Linked DNA regions of Homo sapiens: regions 2 and 3 are each linked to region 1. Evidence: chromatin loops called from intact Hi-C (ENCODE). Cell type or tissue: psoas muscle. All regions are shown on one strand.

Region 1 (5,000 bases):
TGTAAGTAGTGAGGTGGCAGTTGAACTCAAAAGGCATAGCTCTGCACTAAGGCATGTCTTTTTGCAGTGTATATAAAGAAATTTTTTTCTAGAGAAAAGTTACTCTTGTAGACAAACAGTTACAGCTAAACCAGGAAATGAAATTGCAATGAATTTAGTGTCAGTATTCTGAGAAAAGGTGATATGAGTCTATTATCAGACTATTTCAATTAAAAAAACAGACATGCCAAAACCATCTTTGTAGACACCTTGTATGCTTTAAATCTAATTATGATTCCAATTTTTATTTTATTATCAAAACAATGTCTGAATTTAGCTGAAATGTATATTGAGTACAGATAAGGAATCTAATAACTTTAAATCTTATAGTCACTCCATTGTTCTCACAGTTGAGTTCAAGCACTTTTGGAAATACATTCCTTTCCTAAAACTGACTTAGGAAAGGAGTTCCTGAGACTACTGATTAAAATAGAATGACTGGTGTAGGCCAACACAACCTAGTTCCACTGCCATGACTGTCTCTGAGCCACAAGAGCCAAAATAGTATTGTACCCTTACTATGGAAATAGCATTCCTAATCCAAATTGGCTTTTTAAAAACTGGCCAGCTAGAGAACAAGAATCATTTAAAGATTTCTTTAAATAGTGAGTTTTGTAGTTTTAAAATAATTCAGCTTACATTTTTATTGGCATATGGTAATTTAACAACATAGCTATTGCATAAAGCAAGATATTTACCTTGATTTTAATCACCTAGTGGTTTATGCACTGTTTTGATGATGAGAGGCATTTTTCATGCATCTTATCTATAACTTTTTCTGTCTCCAGAGCAAGCATGAGAATTATTCATCTTTTATCAACTAAAAATGCTTTTTAACGTTTTCTTTTTATGCCATTAGACAAACGAAAGTGATTTAAGAAAATTTTTTTCCCAGTATGGGTCTGTGAAAGAAGTGAAGATTGTAAATGACAGAGCTGGAGTATCCAAAGGGTTAGTATCACTATAGATTGTCTATGGAATTAGCAACTCTATTTTCATTGGATGACTAGGTTTTGTACGCCAGTTTACTTTGGTTCCATTTTCCAGCAGAGACCATCATGCCCTCTTCTTTCCTCCTACCTTTTGATTTCCTTGTGTGTGTGTGTGTGTGTGTGTGTGTATTTTGGAGGGAGGAGACACTGTAATATTTCTTAATTTGTTGAGAAGTTATTCTTGCATGGGTGGAGGGACCATTCAGTGGTAGGCAGCAAGCACTTAATGTAAGTAGCAGATGTACATTAGCTGAGGAATGAGAAGCAAAAGGAATCAGATTCTTTTGGAATTGTATCCCTGCTTTAGGCCATAGAGAGCTTTATTTGAAAACAGCTGACACCAAGAAATGTCTGTAGGTTGTGCCTCAGAGACCTAATTAGGGGACCAGTATGAGAAATATAATTCTAGTGAGAATGATTTTTAATTGCTATATCAATGATAATGAAAATTGAGAAGAAAGTAATAGACTGTGTCTTTAAATGTGTATAGAGCTGTTTCAGTGGAATGCTATGTGTACAAAGCCAAATTTCAGAAAGGAAAAAGATAGTTTACATAGTACACTCACTTAAGGAGTTGGACTGCAAAGTTAAAAGAAAATAGATAAGGCAGTAAAGTATTGTATTTACTTTCTTGAAAGAGAGACGAGACATACATATTTATAGGCATAAGAAAAGGGACCCATTGAGGTGGTATTGGTGAGAAACAACATTCGACAGATGGATATGCTGGAAGAGATGGGATTCTACAGAAAGGTTATTTATAAACAGATGAGATACTTCCTCAGAATGCCAAACAATATTAAGGTGAAGTGAGATTTACCTCTTTTGTTTGACTAACAGAATTTGCTATGTTTTGGTAATACCATTTTTTAATCATTGGAAAACATACATGGAAATGTAAATGTAAACTGTATTTTATGCCTTTTCCACTGGGTGGCGTGTGTGTTCTACCAAAAAAATAGCGTAAAACTAATTCCTTAACTTTTTAATGTTTGGGCAAATAGATAAAGAGAAATTCCTTTGTTTAAAAGAAGAAACTTTGTATATGATCCAGTAATTATGAATTGAAGAAAATAGTGAAGATATTTAGCATTACTCAGAAGAGTTTACTTAAGTTATCTAAATAGCAATTATGTTTTGAGAGATACATTTTTTCTTTCTTTTGTTACTTTTTTCTCTACCTATTGTGGCTTTTTGGACATGGAGCACATCATTTATGTGTATTTGTATCTTCAACATTATATGAATTGTGCTTGAAGTTAATTATGTATGAAAAACAGATGTGAAATCTGGGTTGTACATATTTTTAATTGATATTGTTTGGGAATATACTAATAATTACATTATCAGTTATATGTGCTAATAATAATAATTAAATAATACATTTACATTGTCATTCACCAATATAAGAAATTTTATTGTGTTGAAATTTTAAATTTTTTAGTTATTTTTCTACTTTGATTTCTCTTAGCCAAACTTCTATTAGTTTAAAAGGAGATTATTGCTCTGGATTGAAATTTATTGCATCCCCAATTTTTAAGCAACAGCATGAATCTCTTGTGCTTTTCTTTCCTGCATACAGCTGAGAGCTGAAGCTGTTTCAAGATCTCAGGGGTTTTTTTTCTTTTAGTTCCTGACTAAAAGTGACAGTGTTAGGCTGTGAATGATTCTTCTAAGATTCCCATGCTAGTGCAGCATAGAAACATGCCTACTCCTACAGTGGCCGATGATTTAAAAACAAAATTTTTAAACATTTTAATATAATTAATATAACATTCTAAGAAAATGATTAATTAGTAATAATTAATGCATTTATTTAGGTATGGTTTCGTCACTTTTGAAACACAAGAAGATGCACAAAAAATTTTACAAGAGGTATGATCTTTTGGTGTATTTAACTTCATTTCTGGAAATTTTGTATTTGAAACTAATCTTTTCGGGGTTCAAATACAATAATCAACTGCTTTTTAAAAAAGGTTTGCATCTTAAGATTGGCATTGGTCTCTAGGAAACTTAATCTGCAGAAGAGCAAATTCCAAAATCACTACAAGTATGGTTGTGAAACTGTAATATAATGTTTCGCTTTATTTACTTAAATTAAGAACTTGGGGATATATCTTTTGCGAAGTGTTAATAGCATTTTGAATGTTTAAAAAACACTACAAATGTGGATTCCAACAGTGAGGTTATCTGAGATGATTTCCCTCCTGTGAAAAACATTATATAAACTAAGAATATTCACAGAAAAAAAGCCTATAGCCAGCAATTCAGTGTAATAACTTTAAGTTAAGGCAAATATAACATTTAACTTTTTTAGAAAAAAAGTAGAATTTGAATTGTATGTTATTAAAATCAAATACAGTCAATTCTTGTTATTTGTGGCAGTTATGTTCTCTAACATTGCTAGGAACACTGAATTAGCAAATGCTGAACTCCTCTTTCTAGGGGAAGTACAAGGTAATGTTCCCAAGAACCTCTGGTCACAATATTGCCATCAACCTATCAATATATAACCTTGTTTTATATGGTTTTCCATTTAAAGGCATCATATATAACAGATTACTGGTTCATTAACATTGAAGCCATGGCCAATAGCACTATAATTCATGCTTGAATTAAGCACATCTAATATATATATTCTCCATAATGCCTATGACAGTCTTCTTGTGCTAGCCAGCACTTCAACAATACACATGGGGGCCATTTTAAATAGCCAAATCACCAACAAAAAGCACAAAAATGGAGAAAACATGGCACTAAATAGAAAGCTCTCTCTTAGAGTATGAGCACTGGAACAAGAAGAAAGAATATCGCCTTATTTGACCTCAACTGGGAGCATGCGCATCAGGCTACTCAAATTTTCCGCCGCTCTTCACGTGTCCACTAATAACCTCAAAATTGCCACAAATATTAATTTTAGGATTACAAGTAAATTTTAGCAAGTAGGCAAATTCACAAATACAGAATCCATGAGTAATGAGGATTGACTGTATTACAAATGGAGAAAATGGGGAATTGCGGTCAGACCCAGATCTATTTCAGTCTGAAGACGGCTCTTTCCCACTATTCCTTGCTGCTTTGAAAGAATATTATAGTCTGAATTTTTGAAATTCTTTCTAACTAGTTTTTCCTTATTGATTTTATAAATAATAGTGCTAAAATAATAAAATAATTTCTTTTTTCTTTATTTTAGGCTGAAAAACTTAATTATAAGGATAAGAAGCTGAACATTGGTCCAGCAATAAGAAAACAACAAGTAGGGATCCCTCGTATGTATTGAGAACTAATGTATTTTTAAATATTTTTGCATGGTTCTTTTTTGAAATATAAGACTTTTTATAGAACTTTATTAAAAGATCATGTTTCTTTCATCTAATAAAGTTATTTTAGCAAAGTTGGTGGAAAAACTGAATATTTTTGCCACAAAATAATATATCTCAATTTTTTTGGCTGGGAAAAAATTTATATACATAAAGATGCTTAAGTATATTCCATGTAGTTACATCATTAAAGGAAAAAAAATCTTTCGTGATGAAAATATCATTTAATATAGCAAAAGTAATTAGAAGTAATTTAATAATTTAGACTTACTAATGAGAAAAATTTTAATTAGAAACTAATTTAAAATTAATCAGAGTAAAAATATTGAAAGTGAAAACATAGAACTAATATCAGAAACTCGCTGCATGCTGTGTACTGTAACCCAGCCAGGTGTGTCATAATTTTCAGGGGGACAATCCCTAAAGCTTTAGGAATTGGCTAAATTATGTATCTACCTTCCTCAAATTTCTCTAATGCTTTCAATTCTATCTTTCCTCACTCTTTCTACTTATTAAGTTAGGCATCTTTATAGTTAACTTTTTACCTTTAATATTTATTAAAATTCCTAACAGTCTTTGGCTAGAAGGAGAAATGTGATGTAAAATTTATAACTAACTTATTTTCCCTTAGCCACATCCTAGTGTCTAC
Region 2 (5,000 bases), 350 kb after region 1:
GTTTGCAGTGTGTTAACAAAGCCCATTAAGCTGTTTGGACTTTATATCTATAGTTTCCAGCAGACAGAAAACAATGCCTGATTTGCATATAAACATTTAATTGTACTGCCTATAAGAAGTTCAGTAATATACTCACCTTAGGATTAATTAACTACAAACAGCTGCCTAGCCCCAGGAGATTTTGGGCTGGGTAATTTTGTTACTAAATTTTAATAAGAACCTAGTCATGATTTACATAGATTTCATACCAACACTATTTCAGTACTTTATGAACCTTTGTAATTGGAAAACTCTGATGCTAATCAGCAGGTACATAAAATCAATAGTTAAAATTCAGTAGCTGAAATTAGTTCCAGAATAAGTGTTATCCAAATGAGAAACTAGTTGCTGAAACTTCAGGATGGAAAAGTTGTTTAGATGGAAAATAAGAGAGATGCCTGATAAGGGGGAAAAAGCAAGTTGCACAATATGTGTAGTGTGCAGTTTTTATAAAACAGCACCCCTTTCCTGTTTTTTAGTTGTGTATGAGGTAGAGAAAAGTATAAAATGATGCTCTAAATTGGAAAATTTGGTAGGGGTGGGCTGGGGTTGGAAATGGGAGGGGTGAAGGGCCAGGTAAAATAGTTTCCTAGGGTGTTTGTTAATGATGCAGAATCCTGGGCTTCACAGCCTGAGTTGGAGTTTCAGAGTTAGTGTATCCAAGACCTAAGGTTCTACCTTTGTAACAGGTGCACCAGGTCATTTCTTTGTAGGTGGTCCTTATACTAGACTAATGCTGTAGAGGAGATTGCAGACTATTTCTCCTGATTCATCCATTTGTTTCTTACCTAAATCCTCATGGAAGTAGCATTTGTGGTCCTTTTACAAAAACCTATTTAGGTAAAAGTGATAAATGCACCTGTGGTTTAAAAAAAAAGCCTGAAGCTGGGCGTGGTGGTGGGCATCTATAATCCCAACTATTTGGGAGGCTGAGGCAGGAGAATGGCTTGAACCTGGGAGGCGGAGGTTGCAGTGAGCCGAGATCCAGCCACTGCACTCCAGCCTGGGCAACAAGAGCAAAACTCCGCCTCAAAAAAAGAAAAGAAAAGAAGATGCCCGAAGGGGGTGGGAGTGGGGCAAATGTAGATTAAATTTTTCAAAATATGAAACTACAAACAGAAACAAAAGTAGAGATCATAGTAAAAAGAACCACCCTGCTCATGTGAGGATATTTCTGGCTGCCTGGGCTGCTATAATGGTTTGGGGACAAAGTAACATCTGTGCATGTAGTGGTGCTGTGTAACACAACACACTATAATAATTTTGAGATCCGATCACAACTGGGGCTGCTAAACTCAGCATTAAAACTATTCTATCATTTTGAGTTTCTTTCTTTCTGTTTGTTTCTGAGACAGTCTCTCTCTCATCCAGGCTGGAGTGCAGTGGCAGCAATCGTGGCTTACTGCAGCCTTGACCTCCTGGGCTCAAACAGTCCTCCCACCTGAGCCCCCTAAGTGGCAGGGGACTATAGGTTTGCCACCATACCTGGCTAATTTTAGTATTTTTTGTAGAGATAGGGTTTTGCCATGTCGCCCAGGCTGGTTTTGAACTCCTGGGCTCAAGTGATCCGCCCACCTCAGCCTTCCAAAGTGTTTGGATGACATGCGTGAGCTACCGCGTCTGCCTCCAGTTTGTGAGACGTGCTCCTGTTCCTTTCTTATGTGGAAATGTGACCCAGCCGTGCCTTAGACTAGATAAGGACATTTTGTTATCCTGCACATCTATCTTGAGGAACTATAGAGGGCTTTCTCCCTTAGCTGGGGGGGTGGGAGGTTTTGCAAATACAGGATGCTATTTGAATCTTTATCTTTTGATTCATGCAGCTAGCAATTGAGCTTTTTTATTTTTTATTTGATTTATTTATCTATTTATTTTTTGAGACGGAGTTTCGCTCTTGTCGCCCAGGCTGGAGTGCAATGGCGTGATCTCGACTTACTGCAACCTCCACCTTCCGGGTTCATGTGATTCTCCTGCCTCAGCCTCCCGAGTAGCTGGGATTACAGGCGCCTGCCACCATGCCCGGCTAATTTTTGTATTTTTAGTAGAGACGGGGTTTTAGCACATTGGCCAGGCTGGTCTTGAACTCCTGACCTCAGGTGATCTGCCCACCTCGGCCTCCCGAAGTGCTGGGATTGCAGGTGTGAGCCACTGCGCCCGGCCTAATTTTTATTCATTTATTTATTTATTTGAGATGAGTTTTGCTCTTTGCCCAGGCTAAAGTGCAGTGGCACGTGATCTCGGCTCACTGCAGCCTTGGCCTCCCGGGTTCAAGCAGTTCTGCCTCAGCCTCCTGAGTAGCTGGGACTAGAGGCGTGCGCCATTACACCTGGCTAACTTTGTATTTTTACTGGAGAGGAGGTTTCACCATCTTGGCTAGGCTGGTCTCGAATGCCTGACTTCAGGTGATCCGCCCGCCTTGGCCTCCCAAAGTGCTGGGATTATAGGCGTGGACCACCGCGCCCGGCCAGCAAGTAAGCTTTTTAAAAGTGCCTGGTGTCAAAGGGCTTAATTCAGCATGGGCTGGCAAGAATTTAAACAGCTATTTGTCAGGCCATGGAAATCTTTTGCAATCGAAACTATTTCTTTATACATCTATGTATTATTTAGATTATTAAAACAAAACATTACTTTGCAAAATTAACCTGGTGTCAGGAAAGACTACAAAATGGAAGACTAGTCTGTATTTAAAGAAGAGCAAAGAGTGACAACTAAATGCAGTGTATGGTGCTTGATTGGATCATGGGTTAAAAAAGAATCTATAGAAGCTGTTACTAGGGCAACTGGGGACATTTTAAGCTAGGTTATATGTTTGTTAGATGATATTTTGTCACGGTTTTTTTTTTTTTTTTTGAGAGATAGAGTCTTGCTCTGTCACCCAGGTTGGAGTGCAGTGGTGTGATCTGCAACCTCCGCCTCCCGGGTTAAAGTGATTCTCCTGCCTCAACTTCCCAAATACCTGGGACTACAGGTGCATGCCCCCACGCCCAGCTACTTTTTGTATTTTTTAGTAGAGACGGGGTTTCGCTATATGTTGGCCAGGTTGGTCTCGAACTCCTGACCTCAAGTGATCGCCCACCTCCTCCTCCCAAAGTGTTGGGATTATAGGCGTGAGCCACAGCACCCAGATCTGCCCACCTCATCCTCCCAAAGTGTTGGGATTGTAGGCGTGAGCCACATGCCCAGCCTATCATGGTTTAATTTCTAGAGCTTGCTTACGCTGTTGTGATTACTAGTCTCTTATATGGTGCAATTATTGTACATTTTCTGTATTTAAGAGAGTATTTTGATAATTACCTAGTAAAGAAATGCATTGTGTTGGGAGTTCTTTTGGAAAGTGAAATTAAGAAAGTCTGTGTTATCTTTTTATAGATATTGAAGCACAGATTCGAGAAATTCAAGGCAAGAAGGCAGCTCTTGATGAAGCTCAAGGAGTGGGCCTCGATTCTACAGGTTATTATGACCAGGAAATTTATGGTGGAAGTGACAGCAGATTTGCTGGATACGTGACATCAATTGCTGCAACTGAACTTGAAGATGTAAGTTACAAATTATGTACAAGAGGCAGTTATTTTTTTGAGAGAGCAAGAAATATGAATAACTTTTGTTGCAGCCATCTGGTTTAATCTGGAGAAACATTTTTGGGATCTTTTAGAGGATAAAACTACTGGAGGTATCCTCTCTAAGGTTCAGAAACTTCACTGGAAATGCTTTGTTCTGAGAATTTATGGTAAAGACTAGTTTGTTTATCCAGTGAAGCACCTGCCAGCCATTACCTTTATAAAGTTAAGAGTAAAGTAAATCCCTACCATTACTTATCAGCTCTATCTAGAGTAGCCTGTGTGAGAAGTGACTTAATTGTAAATAGCCATCTGTCCTTGTGATTTGATTACTGACTTGTACTTGATACTGTTTTTCTCCTCTTGGTATCTTAATGTGAATGGATTTTCTTTTCTTATCTTTTTTTTTTTTTTTTTGAGACAGTCTCACCTGTCATCCAGGCTTGAGTGCAGTGGACTGCAACCTCCGCCTCCCGGTTTCAAGTGATTCTCCTGCCTCAGCCTCCCAAATAGCTGGGATTACAGGCGCCTGCTACCATGCCTGGCTAATTTTTGTATTTTTAGTAGAGATGGGGTTTTGCCATGTTGGCCAGGCTGGTCTGGAACTCATGCCTTCAGGTGATCCACCTGCCTTGGCCTCCCAAAGTGCTGCGATTACAGGCTTGAGCCACTGCGCCCAGCCTGGAATTTTTCTTAGTACTGATATTGATGAGCTTTTCATGTCTGTTTGAATTCCTATGGAGGAGGACTGCCTTTCATTTTGAAATCTGTTCCCTCAAAGCATTTTTTATGTATTCCAGGTAGCTTATATTTTATCAGACCATTCCAAACTCCAAATTTGGTGATTCAGTTACAGATAAATTTTATTTTATGTATATAGATTATCAAACTGGTTTTTTTTTTTCGTCTCACTCTGTTGCCCAGGCTGGAATGCAGTGGTGCAATCTTGGCTTACTGCATGCTCCGCCTCCAGGGTTCATAGCATTCTCCTGCCTCAGCCTCCCGAGTAGCTGGGACTACAGATGCCTGCCACCAAGTCCGGCTAATTTTTTGTATTTTTAGTAGAGACGGGGTTTCACCGTGTTAGCCAGGATGGTCTCGATCTCCTGAGCTCGTGATCCACCTGCCTCAGCCTCCCAGAGTGCTGGGATTACAGGCGTGAGCCACCGCGCCTGGTTATTTTTTATTTTTTTTTAATTTTTGGATAGGTGATGTATATTTCTTTTTTTATTATTATTATACTTTAAATTCTAGGGTCCATGTGCACAATGTGCAGGTTACGTATGTATACATGTGCCATACTGGTGTGCTGCACCCATTAACTTGTCATTTACGTTAGGTATATCTCCCAATGCTATCCCTCCCCCCTACCCCCACCCCATGACAAGCCCCGGTGTGTGATGT
Region 3 (5,000 bases), 770 kb after region 1:
CAATAAAAATTATCTTTCAGACTTTTAGTTTTGTTTTTTGATGGTACAAAGCATCATTTTTTGTTGTTTTTTTTTTTGGAGACAGAGTCTTGCTCTGTCACTCAAGCTGGAGTGCAGAGTCGTGATAATAGCTCACTGCAACCTCCGCCTTGGGTTCAAGCAATTCTCCTGCCTCAGCCTCCCGAGTAGCTGGGATTACAGGCACCGCCACCATGCCTGCTAATTTTTGTATTTTTAGTAGGGACGAGGTTTCACTATTTTGGCCAGACTGGTCTCGAATGCCTGACCTCAAGTGATCCACCCGTCTCGGCCTCCCAAAGTGCTGGGATTATAGGTGTGAGCCACCGTGTCTGACAAGCCTCTTAATCTTAACATAGCTTAGGACCTCATAAAAGGTCTGAACTTAGTGCTGCTACATGGAGTGTATTTCCATAATTGTTTCTATAATGAAATGTTTTTCATTGTAATCAGGGGAAGAAATAAAGGAGAAAAGAGGCACTAGCTACATGCAAGATATTTTGCAAAGCCTATGCAATTTCATCTTCACAGCAACCCTAGGAGGCAGCTTTGATTGCTCTCATCTTATACATGAAGAAACAAACTCTAAGTGAAATTAAGAAACTCACCTAAGGTCACACAGTTAGAAATTAGTATAGAATTGGCCTATAACAGAACATCTACATGCCTCTGTTGTATCTCAAAGTCCACAATGTTTTTAGTAATTTTTCCCCCAGGTTTGTTATCAGAAAAGACTCCTGGAAAAAAATTCTGATTATGCCAATATGTTTAGGACTGAACTGACAGATAAAAGAATATGGTAATTCATTCAGCTGTTAGTTTATATTAGATGATTAGATCAGTAGATATAAATATAAGAATACATTAATACATTCAGTGTCTTTGGAGCAAATTATGTGACAAAAGAGAAAGAACACGAAACTCATATGGAACTGTGAGGTTTGTGCATTGTAGTGTTTCAGTCTAACTCTCCAGCTTGCCTGAGTTTTAATAAATATTCCAAGTGTTTTTCTGACGTGCTCTTGGGAGTGGTCTCTATCCATGGCCCAGGAAGCCCAGCCCCTCCTGTGGACTGTGGCGGGATTTGAGGTGAGCGAGCAAGCATGGGAGCCATTGGTTTCTTCTTTGCAGGCCTACAATGGGCACCATCAAGCCTTGGAAGTCCTTCTGCAGTCGTTGGTGGACCTGGACATCAGGGATGAGAAAGGCCGCACTGCTCTGGATCTGGCTGCCTTTAAAGGACACACAGAATGTGTGGAAGCGCTTATCAATCAGGGCGCATCCATCTTTGTGAAAGACAATGTAACCAAAAGAACCCCACTTCATGCCTCAGGTAGGTCTTGTCAAGGGCCTGATTACCCTAGTTTTGTGGCTTGTTCGTAAGTTTTAATAGAAGGAAAGCAGCATCTTCTTTCATCCCAGTTTTTTAAATATCAATTTTCTTTCCACATCAGATGCACTTCCACACTTCCAAAATGCTTTTGGCCTGCTATCCTCTTGGAGGTGATTGGTGTTCTCTGGCCAGGTGCTCTGGCCTTGTTAACTCAAAAGAGAGTTCAGAACTTTTGGCTAAAAGCTACCACAAAACATTCTGAACAAAGGGCAAGGTGTAATGCAATCTTCAGAACAAGTTACATAGAACAAAATACATCAAAATCAAACAGTATTTGAAAGCATAAAACCAATAGCAGGTTTTATGGCTATTTCATATTCATATTAATGTATTCAGGGCTATTTCGCATAAGGAATCATAAGGCAGCAATCAGTACATCATTCTGCCAGCCTAAATGATGTTTCTTAGCTTTTTTACACATCGATGTAAAAATCAAGACGCTTTAAAAGTACATGTATATATCAAAAAGAAAGTCATTTGCCTTTTCTGGGATTTTTCTTCCATGCCCATGAAAACCTGTGTCAAGACACTTCTAGATATATACACAGACATAAGGGTAATATGGAAGAGTCTCTAGCTCAGCTAAGGCATAGATATCTTTGGCTCAGGAAATCCAGTGATATCAGCCTTTGATTAGGGTAGTAGATAACATTTTGTAACGATAAATAACTGTCTTACTTGGTGAAATGGGTGTATTGAGGAAGCAAATAAGTGAAGATACTTTTTCAAAAGACTTTATGATTCTTGTTACTTGGGAAAATTTTCCCAGAATGATAGACCTTGTAAAAAACTATTTCCATCTATGTCCCTGAATTTCCAAGCCACTGAAGAAAAACAATACAGAGGTTGAAAAAACCTAATTGTTGCCTACTTACTTGGAAATGATTGTTGCTGGAAAAAAAAAAAACGTTAGCCATAAGGTTAGTAATAGTTGGTGTGGTTGAATTATAAATTCTCATTTCTCATCACATTTAGTCTTTTTTCTCCCCAGCCATTCTTGTTATTATTATAAAATTCAAATTTTGTCCTCCTTTTTAAAAGATTAGTTGCTATTTTTAAGAGAAGCATCCTATTTTTGTTATTATATAATTCCTGACAATTACAAAGGGCCTACTTTGATTGTGGAAAATCGCCCTTATAAACAGGTAAACAATGAAGAACAATCATTTTCACTCATTTGCCAGTGTGATATGGGTTGTGGTCCAGTGAAGCCCCCTAGTGGTCAAGAAGACTCAGTCAGCTTGGATTTTCCTCCTGTCATTCACTAAAAAGACACTGTCACTGGACTGTTCACAAAATGTCTACTGTGCAGAAGCTTTAGCGTGTGCTTTGAGGATCTGCTTACCCAAAATCTTTTTCAACTTTTTTGAGAGGCCAATATTTTGAGTTTCAAATCCTCAGAGCACTATGAGGAGCAAGAGCCAGGACGAGTATGAGAGGTTTTGGCACAGATAGTTGGAGTGACAGTTTGTAGTCTTTGAGTCGTGTGAAAAATGGTTGTCACTCATAGGAAGAGGCTGAGCTGGTCTGAGACAAAGCTGAACTTGGCAGCAGAGCTAAAGATGTTAGCATCTTTTTGCTAGAAGGCAATTTGGGGAAAAAGAAATGTAGTGTGTAGGAAGCCAAAGAGAATTTAAGTTTGGCTACCAACTTCAGGGGAACTTAGATTTACCTGAGGGGCTGGGCGCAGTGGTTCATGCCTGTAATCCCAGCACTTTGGAAGGCCGAGGAGGGCAGATCACCTGAGGTCAGGAGTTCGAGACCAGCCTGGCCAACAAGGTGAAACCCCATCTCTTCTAAAAATACAAAACTTAGCTGGGCATGGTAGTGTGCATCTGTAGTCCCAGCTACTCGGGAGGCTGAAGCAGGAGAATCGCTTGAACCCAGGAGGCAGAGGTTGCAGTGAGCCGAGTTCACGCCACTGCACTCCAGCCTGGGCAACAGAGCTAGACTCTACCTCAAAAAAAAAAAAAAATACCTGAGGGCTATTAGCTAAGTTCAAAAAGCTACTGTACCAAAAAACAAAACAAAACAAAACAAAAGCACAACTGTAGAAACTGTTTTGCTATCTAACACATTGGGTGAGTTATATGAAGTTAGATAATTTTTTTCTTCTTATGTTTAGCCAAATATCAAATGTCACTTGAACTATTATGATTATGACTATTTAGAGTATTAAGTTGCTACAGAAAGAGGAACCAGTCAAAATATGCTGTTTTTCCATGTTCATGAACCTGCCATCTGCAGTATTCAGCTGTCAGTCCTTTGCCAGTCATTTCCTTTTAGCCATACATTAAACTTCTTGCCTACTTCACCAATGGTAGCAGATTTAGTGTAATTGTAAGAACAAAAAACATAACAGCAGCAGCAACGACATATTACCTGTACTCCAATCCACAGAATTTCCTCCCGAGATACATAAATGGAATGTTGCTGAGAATTAGCTGAATGCAATGGTCTACAAAATGTGCACATTATTCCTGTAGTTCATTTGAGTGCTGTTGATGAATGCAAGCTAATTCCAGTATGTATGTATTGTCCCTGAAAAAATGTGTCATTGTTAAATTAGCATTCTCTCGTGGCTGGCAAGCAAATAAAAGGTCTGTAAAATGCAGCTCTTAGGAGAGCCTTTATCAACCTCACATAGCGGCGTCTATTCCCTTCTCTCTCCACATCCATAATGTGGCAAATACAATGTACTTTGTGGCCTTCTCATTGTTAGAGAGGAGAGAAGGTCACATTTGGAATTTTAACCACGGTTGCTCTCATCTTACTCCCTGAGTGGGAAGTCATGCCTATCATAAGGCTTTGGTTTGCGTTCAATAGCCTGGCAGAAAGCAGCTTACCCTGAGGTTATCATCACAGGTTTGCTTCCCAGCCCCTGTGGGACCACTACAGCCTTCTAAAGCTGCCTGGAATTGGTGTGCACAGGAGTGCATCCAGTGCTCCCGCCCCAGCCGGTCCAGGCCTGCCCCGCATGGGGGCCGCATTTCCTGCCCACATTGGCCCCCACTCGGTCCGCTGGGCGAGGAGGGGCAGGGGGAGGCCCAGTCTGGCCTAGGAAAGGGCTCCCAGGGAGCCCAGTCACACCTCGGCCAGGCACGAGGATGCCTGGGAAGTCAGAGAAAGCGCCGCCTGTGGCTCGGTGACCGTGGGGCTGAGGGACCGTCACTCAACAGTGAGCGGATGGAGCGTGCACACCCAGCCGGCGTGAGGTTTTGTTTTCTGCCACCACCCATCAGTCAGAGCTATTGCAGGAATACCTCTTCTGAATATCTACCTCAGAATGTAAAACGACCTGGGAGAAGAGGCGGCCCCAGGTCCCTACTCCCTTCCCTTCTGACCGTCTCCCCTCTCCCCTCCACTTCTCTCCTTCCTTCCTCGCCTTCCTCCTCCTCCTCCATCCTGCTCCTGCTCCCCTCACACTTCCACTCCCTTCTCTCCCTTCTTCCTTCTTTTTAAAGGGGTTGGAGGCAGGGTAGATACAGTATGATTATATGGAATTGGGTGACTCAGAGGAACAAAAAGGGGAGCTGACTAGTGGGGAGAGATTATTAGTCCCATGACAGGAGATAAGAAAGGACCCCAA

The links. Peaks named below come from ENCODE experiments on the same cell type or tissue, not always from the same donor. Only the 100,000 strongest peaks of a DNase experiment are listed, where the experiment ranks them.
Region 2: a loop joins it to region 1, with 3 times the contacts of the local background. A loop is called at or near these places in 19 of 110 quality-filtered maps.
Region 3: a loop joins it to region 1, with 8 times the contacts of the local background. A loop is called at or near these places in 8 of 110 quality-filtered maps.

The regions. Positions count from the first base shown.
Region 1 is chr2:197,774,965-197,779,964 of GRCh38, reverse strand. It overlaps BOLL (boule RNA binding protein), which reads left to right. Exons shown (of 11, transcript NM_033030.6): 3 at 899-990; 4 at 2,852-2,906; 5 at 4,225-4,300. Among named protein-coding and RNA genes, the nearest start is that of BOLL, 7.9 kb to the left of the region's middle. In psoas muscle, a CTCF peak has its summit at 1,955; no DNase peak of the experiment used is centred here; H3K27ac peaks cover 1,052 bases.
Region 2 is chr2:197,422,383-197,427,382 of GRCh38, reverse strand. It overlaps SF3B1 (splicing factor 3b subunit 1), which reads left to right. Exons shown (of 25, transcript NM_012433.4): 2 at 3,409-3,575. Among named protein-coding and RNA genes, the nearest start is that of SF3B1, 10 kb to the left of the region's middle. In psoas muscle, no CTCF peak of the experiment used is centred here; no DNase peak of the experiment used is centred here; H3K27ac peaks cover 766 bases.
Region 3 is chr2:197,009,862-197,014,861 of GRCh38, reverse strand. It overlaps ANKRD44 (ankyrin repeat domain 44), which reads left to right. Exons shown (of 28, transcript NM_001195144.2): 18 at 1,150-1,351. Among named protein-coding and RNA genes, the nearest start is that of PGAP1, 86 kb to the right of the region's middle. In psoas muscle, a CTCF peak has its summit at 2,628 (motif pointing left); no DNase peak of the experiment used is centred here.